Linked DNA regions of Homo sapiens: region 1 is linked to region 2. A link is an interaction called in ENCODE POLR2A ChIA-PET data of the cell type or tissue named here. Cell type or tissue: HCT116. All regions are shown on one strand. Links, peaks and the distances in the headings refer to the core of each region. The heading gives the core; the rest is flanking DNA.

What was found. Peaks named below come from ENCODE experiments on the same cell type or tissue, not always from the same donor. Only the 100,000 strongest peaks of a DNase experiment are listed, where the experiment ranks them.
Region 1: POLR2A ChIA-PET joins it to region 2 with 5 read pairs; 14 of 35 experiments call an interaction of 5 or more read pairs at or near these places.

The regions. Positions count from the first base shown.
Region 1 is chr17:75,986,721-75,991,720 of GRCh38, reverse strand. TEN1 (TEN1 subunit of CST complex) reads right to left here. Exons shown (of 4, transcript NM_001113324.3): 3 at 98-255. It overlaps TEN1-CDK3 (TEN1-CDK3 readthrough (NMD candidate)), which reads right to left. Exons shown (of 10, transcript NR_037709.1): 3 at 98-255. Among named protein-coding and RNA genes, the nearest start is that of TEN1, 10 kb to the right of the region's middle. In HCT116, for the core only: no CTCF peak of the experiment used is centred there; no DNase peak of the experiment used is centred there.
Region 2 is chr17:75,884,725-75,891,820 of GRCh38, reverse strand. It overlaps TRIM65 (tripartite motif containing 65), which reads left to right. Exons shown (of 6, transcript NM_173547.4): 5 at 1-8; 6 at 474-2,858. The coding sequence ends at 1,042. Among named protein-coding and RNA genes, the nearest start is that of TRIM65, 8.7 kb to the left of the region's middle. In HCT116, for the core only: no CTCF peak of the experiment used is centred there; a DNase peak (open chromatin) is centred at 2,120.

The DNA.
Region 1 (5,000 bases), core at 1-5,000, 100 kb before region 2:
TGCTGTTGGGTCACGAGCCCATTTCTCACTGACTGCCCCGAAGACTGCCCCAGCTCAGGCCCCAGGATGAGAAAGGGGATCTGAGGCTGCAGCTCACCCTGCTGATGCTGGAGCTCCCCGAGGACGATGTACAGGGAGCCCACCTGGGCGTGGAAGGGCTCCACCAACTTGGTACAGACAAGAACCTGGTGCTGATCGGATCCGTGCTGAGCCATCAGTGTTACTCTGGACTGAATCATGTCATAGAGGCACAACCTGGAAGGCAGAAGAAATGCAATAATTTCCATCCATACGTAGAATCACCACCACGCTCAAAAGGTTTGCATGGCCAAGAAATCTATAGAAAAGTGTTCAGCCTCAGTCTCATCACAGAAATGCAAATTGCAGCAACAAACCAGAAAAAAATGTTTCAGTCTACACTGTAGAATATGAAGGAATTCCTTTTAATTTTCATCTCCTTGCCTTCAATTTTCTTAATGGCATATTTTGATAAGCAGAAGCTTTTAATTTTGTTGATGATCAGTTTATTCATTTTTTTCTTTTTCTTTTTTCTTTTTTTTTTTTTTTTTTTGAGATGGAGTCTCGCTTTGTTGCCCAGGCTGGAGTGCAATGGAGCAATCTCGGCTCACTGCAACCTCCGCCTCCTGGGTTCAAGCAATTCTTGTGCCTCAGCCTCCCGAGTAGCTGGGATTACAGGTGCCTGCCACCAGGCCTGGCTAATTTTTGTATTTTTAGTAGAGAAGGGGTTTTACCATATTGTCCAGGCTGGTCTCCAACTCCTGACCTCAAGGGATCCACCCACCTCAGCCTCCCAAAGTACTGGGATTACAGGCATGAGCCACCACACCTGATCATTTTTTTCTTTTATGACTTTTGCTTTCTATGTCTTGTCTAAGAAATCTTTTTCTTCCTTTCTTTTTTTTTTTTTTCTGTATCCCAGGCTGCAGCCTTGACCTTCCAGGCTGCTCAAGCAATCCTCCCATCTCAGCCTCCTGAGTAGCTGGGACTATAGGTACTTGCCATCACACGTGGCTAATATTTTAATTTTTTGTACAGACAGGGTTTTGCTATGTTGTCCACACTGGTCTCGAACTCCTGGGCTCACGTGATCCACCTGCCTCAGCCTCCCAAAGTGCTGGGATTACACTCATGAGCCACTGTGCCTGGCCATCTTTTTTTTTTCAATATGGGCTACAAATGCTATAAATAGAAAAAAAAAAAAGAAATCTTTGCCTACTCAAAGTTGTAAAGATATTCTGCTGTTTACTTGAGACATTTCAGTCTTAGCTTGTAATCTATGACACAGTGTAAATTTTTTTTTGTATGTTGTGAAGTAAAGATCAAGATGTTTTCCCCTACCATAAGAATATCTAGCTGGGCGTGGTGGCTCATGCTGGTAATCCCAGCACTTTGGGAGGCCAAGGCAGATGGATCACTTGAGTCCAAGAGTTTGAGACCAACCTGGGCAACATGTTGAAACCCTGTCTCTACTAAAAATATAAAAAAAATTAGCCAGGCATGGTGGCACGCAGCTGTGGTCCCAGATACTTGGGAGGCCAAGACGGGAGGATCACTGGAGCCCAAGAGGCAGAGGCTGCAGTGAGCCGAGATCGTACCACTGCACTCCAGTCTGGGCAACAGAGCAAGACTCCGTCTCAAAAAAAAAAAAATCTAGGTTGGGCATGGTGGCTCACATCTGTAATCCCAGCACTTTGGGAGGCTGAGGCAAGAGGATTGCTTGAGCCCAGGTGTTAGAGACCAGCCTGGGCAATACAGCGAGATGCCGTCTCTATAATTTTTTTTTTTTTTTAATTAGCCAGGTACAGTGGTGCACGCCTGTGGTCTCAGCTACTTGGGAGGCTGAGGGGTCAAGGCTGTTGTGAGCCATGATCATGTCACTTGCACTTCAGCCTGGGCGACACAGTGTCAATATCCAGTAGTTCCACTTGTTGAAAGGACTATGCTTTCCCTACTGAATTATCTTGATGTCTTTATTGAAAATCAATAAAGCCAGGCACGATGGCTCACGCCTGTAATCCCAGCACTTTGGTAGGCTGAGGCAGACAGATCACAAGGTCAAGAGATGGAGACCATCCTGGCCAACATGGTGAAATCCCATCTCTACTTAAAAAAATACAAAAATTAGCTGGGTGTGGTGGGGCACGCCTGTAATCCCACCTACTTGGGAGGCTGAGACAGGAGAATCGCTTGAACCAGGGAGTTGGAGGTTGCAGTGAGCCAAGCTCACGCCACTGCACTCCAGCCTGGCGACAGAGCAAGACTCCATCTCAATTTAAAAAAACAAAAAAGGCCAGGTGCGGTGGCTCACATCTGTAATCCCAGCACTTTGGGAGGCCTAGGCAGGCAGATCACGAGGTCAGGAGATCGAGACCATCCTGGCTAACACGGTGAAACCCCATCTCTACAAAAACAAAAAAAAAACAAAAAAAAAAATTAGCCGGGCGTGGTGGCAGGTGCCTGTAGTCCCAGCTACTTGGGAGGCTGAGGCAGGAGAATGGCGTGAACCTGGGAGGCAGAACTTGCAGTGAGCTGAGATCGCGCCACTGCACTCCAGCCTGGGCAACAGAGCAAGGCTCTGTCTCAAAAAAAGAAAAAAAGAAAAGAAAATCAATAAAGAATTGGCTAAGTAGGCCGGGCGTGGTGGCTCACGCCTGTAATCCCAGCACTTTGGGGGGCCGAGGCGGGTGGATTACAAGGTCAGGAGTTCGAGACCAGCCTGGCCAAGATGGTGAAACACCGTTTCTACTAAAAAATAAAAAAAATTAGCCGGGTGTGATGGCAGTTGCCTGTAATACCAGCTACTCGGGAGGCTGAGGCAGGAGAATCGCTTGAACCTGGCAGGCAGAGGTTGCAGTGAGCCGAGATTGCACCACTGCACTCCAGCCTGGTGACAGAGTTAGACTCCGTCTCAAAAAAAAACAAAAGACTTGGCTAAGTAAATGATGCAATATCACCACAGTGAAACAAAATGGAACCATTCAAAATGATGATATAGATCTACATGTCTGAGATGGCACTAGGTCTACCATACACAGCTAAGTAAATAAATGCTACAATACAGTAATATAATAGGATCTCATCTAGGTTAAAATATTGCTTTCTTCTTCTTTTCTTTTTTTTTTTTTTTTTTTTTTTTTTGAGGCAGGATCTCACTCTGTCACCCAGGATAAAGTACAGTGGTGCAGTCTCGGCTCACTGCAGCCTAAACCTCCCAGGTTCAGGTGATCCTCCCACTTCAGCCTCCCCAGTAGCTGGGGCTACAGGCGCACACTGCCATGCCTGGCTAATTTTTTGTATATTTTGTAGAGACAGGGTTTCACCATGTTGCCCAGGCTTGTCTCAAACTCCTGGACTCAAGCAATCCTCCCACCTCAGCCTCCCAAAGTGCTAGGATCACAGGTGTAAGCCTCCACACCCAGCCCTTAACTAGGTTAAAATACTTCTTTTTTTTTTTTTTTTGAGGCCGAATTTCACTCTTGTCACCCAGGCTGGAGTGTAATGGCATGATCTCAGCTCACTGCCACCTCTGCCTCCCGGGTTCAAGCAATTCTCCTGCCTCAGCCTCCCGAATAGCTGGGATTACAGGCGCCTGCCACCACACCTGGCTAATTTTTGTATTTTTTATAGAGACGGGGTTTCACCATGTTGGCCAGGCTGGTTTTGAACTTCTGACCTCAGGTGATCTGCCCACTTAGGCTTCCCAAAGTGTTGGCATTACAGGCGTGAACCACCGCACCCAGGCTAGGTTAAAATACTAGTCTTTTTTTTTTTTTTTTTTTTTTTGAGATGGAGTCTCACCCTGTCCCCCAGGCTGGAGTGCAGTGGCGCAATCTCAGCTCACTGCAACCTCCACCTCCTAGGTTTAAGCGATTCTCCTGCCTCAGCCTCCTGAGTAGCTGGGATTATAGGCACCCACCACCAAGCCCGGCTAATTTTTGTATTTTTAGTAGAGACAGGGTTTCGCCATTTTGGTCCGGCTAGTCTCAAACTCCTGACCTCAGGTGATCCGCCTGCCTCGGCCTCCCAAAGTGCTGGGGTTACAGGCGTGAGCCACCGCACCTGGCCTAGGTTAAAATACTTCTATATGTATGTACACGTGTCTCTAAGATGGTCCCCTGTGATTCTCACCCCCGATATTTACATCCTTGTGCATCCCCTACGATGCTGAGTAAGGCTGACCTGTGTAATCAGTAGGATACTGCAGAAATGACTGAGACTGACTCTGGAAGCTAAGTCATGAAAGACACTGTGGTTTTCACCCTGCTCTTTCTCTTGGTCACTGCTTCTGGCAGAAACTGCTGTGTTATGAGGACCCTCACACAGAACTACAGAGAAATCCACATTGTCTGGAACTGAGTTATCTTGCCAAGAGCCAGCACTAATTTGCCAAACGTGAACAAGCCATCTTGGAAGTAGAGGTCCTGGCCCCAGTCAAGCCTCCAGATAACTGCAGCCCTGGCCAACATCTGGATGCCACTCCCATGAGCGACCCTGAGCCAGATCCAAACAGTTAAACCACTCCCAAATTCCTGACCCACAGTAACTATGAGACAATAATTATTTTAAATTTGGGGGAGGCTGGGCACAGTGGCTTACGCCTGTAATCCCAGCACTTTGGGAGGCTGAGTCAGGAGGATCGCTTGAGCCCAGGAGTTAGACACCAGCCTTGAGAATATAGGGATACCCTGTCTCTACGAAAAACTAAAATTGTGTGTATGGGTAATATGTTACATAGCAATATATAACTGATAAATAACTGACAGAGTATATATGTATATACGTATATTGGGTGTCTCCATACCCACCCACATATACAAACACATACATATGGAAAAGCACGAGGATAATCACCAAAGGTTAGCAGTGGTTGTCTGGGTAATGGGATTATGGGTGACTTTTCCTTCCTCTCTACACCTTTATGGACTATCTACACTTTTTACAATGAATATTAATTTTTTCAATATATATATGTATATATA
Region 2 (7,096 bases), core at 133-5,132:
CTGGCAGAGTAAGGAGGCCGTTCGTGTATGTGTGCCCCTGTGTGTGCGTGTGCAAGGAAGTGCCTGTGTGTGCTGTGAGCACGTGTGTGTGTGCATGTTCGTATGCACGTGTGAGTGAGGGGGGCACTTGTTTTGACTGTCCTGCCGGGACATCTGAGCCTGGTCCCACCCGCTGCACACCTCGTGCACATCCACCCTGAAGCAGACGCAGCCAGTGTGCGTTGAAGGACAGAGTCTGGGGCACAGACCCGTAATTCTTCCACTTAACACTGAGTTAATGGCTCTCAGAGCCCCAGTTTTCTCAGCTGTGAACGGGGCTGATAGAGGATTCCGCCTGCGAGGTCGTGGCGAGGATTAAGTGCTATGGTGACGGCCGGTGCTCAGCGTGCCTGGCGGAGGTTTAGCAGCGGATAAATGGAGATCTGGTTGTGCTGTCTTCCCCCAGCCCACTGCTGTCCTCCTTTCCCCAACAGATTATCGCAATCTGACCTTTGATCCAGTCAGCGCCAACCGTCACTTCTATCTGTCGCGCCAGGACCAGCAGGTGAAGCACTGTCGTCAGTCCCGGGGCCCAGGCGGGCCCGGCAGCTTTGAGCTCTGGCAGGTGCAATGTGCCCAGAGCTTCCAGGCCGGGCACCACTACTGGGAGGTGCGCGCGTCAGACCACTCGGTGACACTGGGCGTCTCCTACCCGCAACTGCCACGGTGCAGGCTGGGGCCCCACACAGACAACATTGGCCGGGGACCCTGCTCCTGGGGGCTCTGCGTCCAGGAGGACAGCCTCCAGGCCTGGCACAACGGGGAAGCCCAGCGCCTCCCAGGGGTGTCAGGGCGGCTCCTGGGCATGGATTTGGACCTGGCCTCAGGCTGCCTCACCTTCTACAGCCTGGAGCCCCAGACCCAGCCCCTGTACACCTTCCATGCCCTCTTCAACCAGCCCCTCACCCCCGTCTTCTGGCTCCTCGAGGGTAGGACCCTGACCCTGTGCCATCAGCCAGGGGCTGTGTTCCCTCTGGGGCCCCAGGAAGAGGTGCTCAGCTGAAGAAGGCATGGGATGGAGCCCTGGCATAGCTGCCACCATGCCTATGTGCCCAAGAGCTGCCCAGCTTCAGCTTGGGGACTGGAGGACCAGCTGTTGGCCTCTCTGTTAACTCAGAAAGAGATGGGAGGTTGGGGGAGGTGAGCATAAACGCAGAGTTCACTGTTGCAGCCTTTTTGAAGGGGACACAGTCTAGGAGGGGGATAAATGGGATGCCCTTGCCCCAGAGAGAACCCAGTTCTAGGTACTGTCTGGGCCTGGGAGGCGAGAGCAGTGCCCAGGGGACTTCTGGGCTTACAGGACAGCGTGTGTGACAAAATTCAGATCTACCTGAACTTGCCTCTGGAGATGATAAGGGCCAAAGGAGCAGTCAGGGAGGGGCGGTGAGCCAGAGTAGTCCCAGGGGGAGACAGATTCCTCCCTCCTCCCCGCCTGCAGCTCTCTTTAATTTTTTGTAACATTTGGAGAGACGTCCGTCCTGTCTTGTAGTCTTTTTATTTTGTGCATCCTTATAATTGTATTCTACAAACAATTTTGTTTTCTGCATTTAAACATTTTTGTGTTTTTAGGAGATGGTCTTGCTCTGTCACTCAGGCTGGAGTACAGTGGCACAATCATGGCTCACTGCAGCCTCGAGCTCCTGAGCTCAAAGGATCCTCCCACCTCAGCCTCCAGAGTAGCTCAGATTACAGTGTTTTCTGAAGTTTCCTGACTTAACATAAGCATTTTTCACATGATTGAAAATTTTCACTGATTGCTGTAGTCATTCTAATGACTATCAAGTTTATTTATCCATTATTGGACATTTAAATTTCTTTCTTTTTAGCTATACAAACATTGATGTGTTTTTTTTGAGACAGGATCTCCATCTGTCACCCAGGCTGGTGTGCAGGGGTGCGGTCATGGGCTCATGGGATTCTCCTACCTCAGCCTCCTGAGTAGCTGGGATTACAGGTGTATGCCACCACGCCTGGCTTATGATGAATATTTCTGAGTGGGATGTTTGGCCACATTTATGGTCATGTATGTAGGCTGTTACCTCAAGTGAGTCACTCAGGGAACAATGAGCACTTGAAGATTTTTTTATACAAAAGGCCACAGTGAGGCCACCTTGAGTCAAGCCGACTAAGGCCCCTCAACCCTGTCACTAAGCAGCACGTGACACTGGCAGGACCTTCATCTCCAGCATCCCACCCCTGGGTGTGGGACTTTGGGGCAGCCGTGTGTGCAGGTGTCGGCACAGGCTAGCTCCTCCTGGTTTGGTGTGGTGTTTGCCATTGCAGAGCAAGCTGCCACGAAGACCCCTGGGCATGATTTTGCTTGTATTTCCGGAAGTGGGGTTGCTGGGTCATAGGGCAGGTGTAATTTTTTTTACTTGAAATGTTCCACTTCTTGTTCTGGGAGGTGGTTCCAAGGGTGTCTGCTTTTGGCCAGGCGCAGTGGCTCACGCTTGTAATCCCAGCACTTTGGGAGGCCGAGGCAGGCGGATCACAAGGTCAGGAGTTCGAGACCAGCCTGGCCAACAAGGCAAAACCCCGTCTCTACTAAAAATACAAAAATTAGCCGGGCATGGTGGTGTGCGCCTGTAATCCCAGCTACTGGGGAGGCTGAGGCAGAAGAATCGCTTGAACCCAGGAGGTGAGGTTGCAGTGAGCTGAGATTGCACCACTGGACTACAGCCTGGGTGACAGAGCGAGACTCTGTCTCAAAAAAAAAAAAAAAAAGGGAGGGCTGTCTGCTTTTTGTAACTTGAAAAACTGGACATCTATGTTATATGTACTCATGGATAAATATTTCACAATAAAACTTTTTAAAAGGATAATACGTGTAATATACATACCCCCAATATATATAATGTTTTTATATTTGTAAAAAAAAAAAACCTCCCACGACGACCCCACCCCGATCACTGCCGTCATTGCAGCCTCCATCTTGTGGCCCTGCTCCTAGCCTGTGGCTGTTTGTTCAAGAGCAGGGCAGGGCCTTGGATTGGCACAGCCCAGGCAAGGACTTTCCAGCAAGATCCTCAGGTGGGAGCTCCCCAGACATGGGAAGGGAATCTGACATGTGCAGCCCCACAGCCAGGAGGCGGGCAGGACCTTGCTGACCAGCTAGGGGCAATGGTGGGAGCTGAAAGCCCAGCCAGGCAGGATGTATTGGCCTGGCCAGATGGCTGTCATTGCTGTCCCCACCTCATAGTCCCTCCTAATCCAAGGCTGCAGCAGAAGCACCCAACGGGCTGAGCCGCGCTCTGAAAGGGGCAGAGAGAGGAAGAGTTGGCCCCTTTCTGCTTCTGAGGTGGGAGGTGTTTGGGGTCATTTATTATGTGAAATTCATCTTCCTATTGGGTGGTGGTTCTTTCTATATTCTGCGAGCGTGTTCTATATTATTAATAATAACCCCTTTTTCTTTCTTTCTTTTTTTTTTTTGAGACAGAGTCTTGCTCTGTCGCCCAGGCTGGAGTACAATAGCGTGATCTCAGCTCACTGCAAGCTCCGCCTCCCGGGTTCAAGCGATCTTCCTGCCTCAGCCTCCCGAGTAGCTGGGATTATAAGCGCACACCACCACACCCGACTAATATTTATTTATTTATTTATTTATTTATTTATTTATTTATATATTTTTTGAGACAGAGTCTCACTCTGTTGCCCAGGCTGGAGTGCAGTGGCTCAATCTCGGCTCACTGCAAGCTCTGCCTCCTGGGTTCACACCATTCTCCTGCCTCAGCCTCCCAAGTAGCTGGGACTACAGGCACCTGCCACCACGCCCAGCTAACTTTTTGTATTTTTTAGTAGAGACAGGGTTTCACCGTGTTAGCCAGGATGATCTCGATCTCCTGACCTTGTGATCCACCCACCTTGGCCTCTCAAAGTGCTGGGATTACAGGCGTGAGCCACCACGCCCGGCGTAATTTTTGTATTTTTAGTAGAGATGGGGTTTCACCATGTTGGTCAGATTGGTCTCAAACTCTTGACCTCGTGATCCACCCGCCTGGGCCTCCCAAAGTGCTGGGATTACAGGCGTGAGTCGCCATGTCCGGCCCCCCTCTTTTCTTCCTAATGGACAGCCTCCCAAGTCAACATAGGCTCAGAGACTCCCACCCTTTATCTTTTTTTCTTTTTTTTTTTTTTTTTTGAGACGGAGTCTCACTCTGTCACCCAGGCTAGAGTGCGGTGGTACAGTCTTGGCTCACTGCAACCTCTGCCTCCTGGGTTCATGCCATTCTCCTGTCTCAGCCCCCAGAGTAGCTAGGACTACAGGCACCCGCCACCATGCCCAGCTAATTTGTTTTGTTTTTGAGACAGGGTTGCACTCTGTTGCCCAGGCTGGAGTGCAGTGGAGCAATCTCAGCTCAGTGCAACCCCTGCCTTCCACATTCAAGTGATTCTCCTGCCTCAGCCTCCCGAGTAGCTTGGATTATAGGCGCCCACCACCACACCCAGCTAATTTTTGTATTTTTAGTAGAGTCATGGTTTCACCAGTTTGGCCAGGCTGGTCTCAAACTCCTGACCCATGTCATCTGCCTGCCTCAGCCTCCCAAAGGGATCCACACCTGGGATTGCAGGTGTGAGCCATTGCTTTTTTTTTCTTTTTGCTTTTTCTCTTCTTTTTTTTTTTTTTTTTTTTAAGAGATGGGGCCTCACTCTGTCACCCTGGCTGGAGTGCAAGGGCAGGATGCAACCTCTGCCTCCCGGGCTCAAGTGATCCTTCCTCCTCCTGCCTCAGCCTCCTGAGTAGCTGGAACTACAGTCGCATACCACCTCGCCCAGCTAATTTTTAAATTTCTTGTCAAGAATGGGGTTCTCACTGTGTTGCCCAGGCTGGTCCTGAACTCCTAGCTTCAAGTGATCCATGCCCAGCCAGCCGAACTGATTCTGATAGAACTCTCCACCGTCTCTCCAGGAAAACGCACGCTGGTATCGAGGGAAAAGGCAGCACAGAGTTGGGATGTGACATTTGGAAAGGGGACGTGTTTGATTAGCTTGTGGGTGTTTCCAGCATGTCTGGCCTACCCACCAGACCCCCTTACAGATTCTGGGCTTCAGTTGTGCACAATCAGGTGGATGGTCACCCAGAGACAGAACAAGGGCAGGAGAGGTTGTGAAAGACAGGGACCTCACAGGCCAGCTGGATTGGAGGGAGTTGGATTGGAGGCCAGAGAGGTGTATTAGTCTGTTTTTGTGCGCTAATAAAGACATACCTGAGACTGGGCAATTTATAAAGGAAAGACGTTTTTGGTTTTTTTTTTTTTTTTTTTTTGAAACGGAGTCTCGCTCTGTCACCCAGGCTAGAGTTCAGTGGCACAATCTCGGCTCACTGCAAGCTCCACCTCCTGGGTTCACGCCATTCTCCTGCCTCAGCCTCCTGAGTAGCTGGGACTACAGGTGCCCGCCACCACGCCCGGCTAGTTTTTTGTATTTTTAGTAGAGACGGGGTTTCACCACGTTAGCCAGGATGGTCTCGATCTCCTGACCTCGTGATCCGCCCGCCTCGGCCTCCCAAAGTGCTGGGATTACAGGTGTGAGCCACCGCGCCTAGCCAGGAAAGAGGTTTAATGGACTCACAGTTTCACATGCCTGGGGAGGCCTCACAATCATGGTAGAAAGCGAAGGAGGAGCAAAGGCATGTCTCATATGGTGGCAGGCAGGCAAGGAAAGCGTGTGCAGGCGAACTGCCCTTTATGAAACCATCAGATCTCGTGAGACTTATTCATTACCATGAGAACAGCATGGGAAAAACCAGCCCCCATGATTCAATTACCTCCCACCAAGTCCCTCCCACGACACGTGGGGATCATGGGAGCTGGGATTCAAGATAAGATTTGGGTGGGGACACAGCCAAACCATATCAGAGGTGAAGGGTAAAGAGAACAAGGGGATGTGCCTTTCCAGGCAGGATAGGAGCAGGACGCTGCCTGGAACTGAGGCTTTGAGTAGCATCAAGCTGGAAGGTAGAAGACAATGGAGCCAGCCCTTGAGATCCTGGGGGACTGGATTTCCATCCTAGGATTCCATGCCCAGCCAAACTGTCAGTCAGGGATGAAGCCCGAACAGAGACACTTGCAGACACGTCAGCCTCCATCCTCAGGAAGCACCCAGAGGGCAGACTTTTCAAAAATGAAGAAGTAAATCAGTGAAGGGAAAAGGGAGGTCTGGGATCCAGGAAACGGGGAATTCAACACAAAGGAGAAGTAATCAAGCATCTGCAGTCTCCAGAAACATGAGCACAAACAAGCTGGCTGGGCGCGGTGGCTCCCGCCTGCAATCGCAGCACTTCGGGAGGCTGCAAACCTCCCTAGGAAATGTGGTAACACACCTCTCTACCAAAAATACAAAAATTAGTTGGCCATGGTGGTGCACACCTGTGGTCCCAGCTACTTGGGAGGCTGAACTGGGAGGATTGCTGGAGCCCAGGATGTTAAGGCTGTAGTGAGCTGTGATCTCACCAGCCTGGGTGACAGAACAAGACCCTTTCTTTAACTAAATAAATAAATATTTAAAAATTAAAAAGTTACACAAGGCTTAGCAATGTCTTGAGTTAAAAAAGGGAACCTGGGGCTGGACACAGTGGCTCACGCCTGTAATCCCAGCACTTTGGGAGGCCGAGGCAGGTGGATCACGAGGTCAGGAGTTCGAGACCAACCTGGCCAATATGGTGAAACCCCGTCTCTACTAAAAATACAAAAATTAGCTGGGTGTGGTGGGCACCTATAGTCCCAGCTGAGGCTGAGGCAGAAGAATCGCTTTAACCCGGGAGGCAGAGGTTGCAGTGAGCCAAGATTGCACCACTGCACTCCCGCCTGGGTCACAGAGCAAGACTCTGTCTCAAAAAAAAAAAAAAAAGGAACTCAAGTGGGGCGAGGTGGCTCACACCTGTAATCCCAACACTTTGGGAGGCTGTGATGGGCGGATTACATGAGCCCAGGAGTTCAGGACCAGCGTGGTCCTGAAAACCACGTATATGGTGAAAACCCATATCTACAAAAAATACAAAAATTAGCCTGGCATGGTGGCGTGCGCCTGTGGTCCCAGCTTCCTGGGAGGCTAAGGCAGGAGG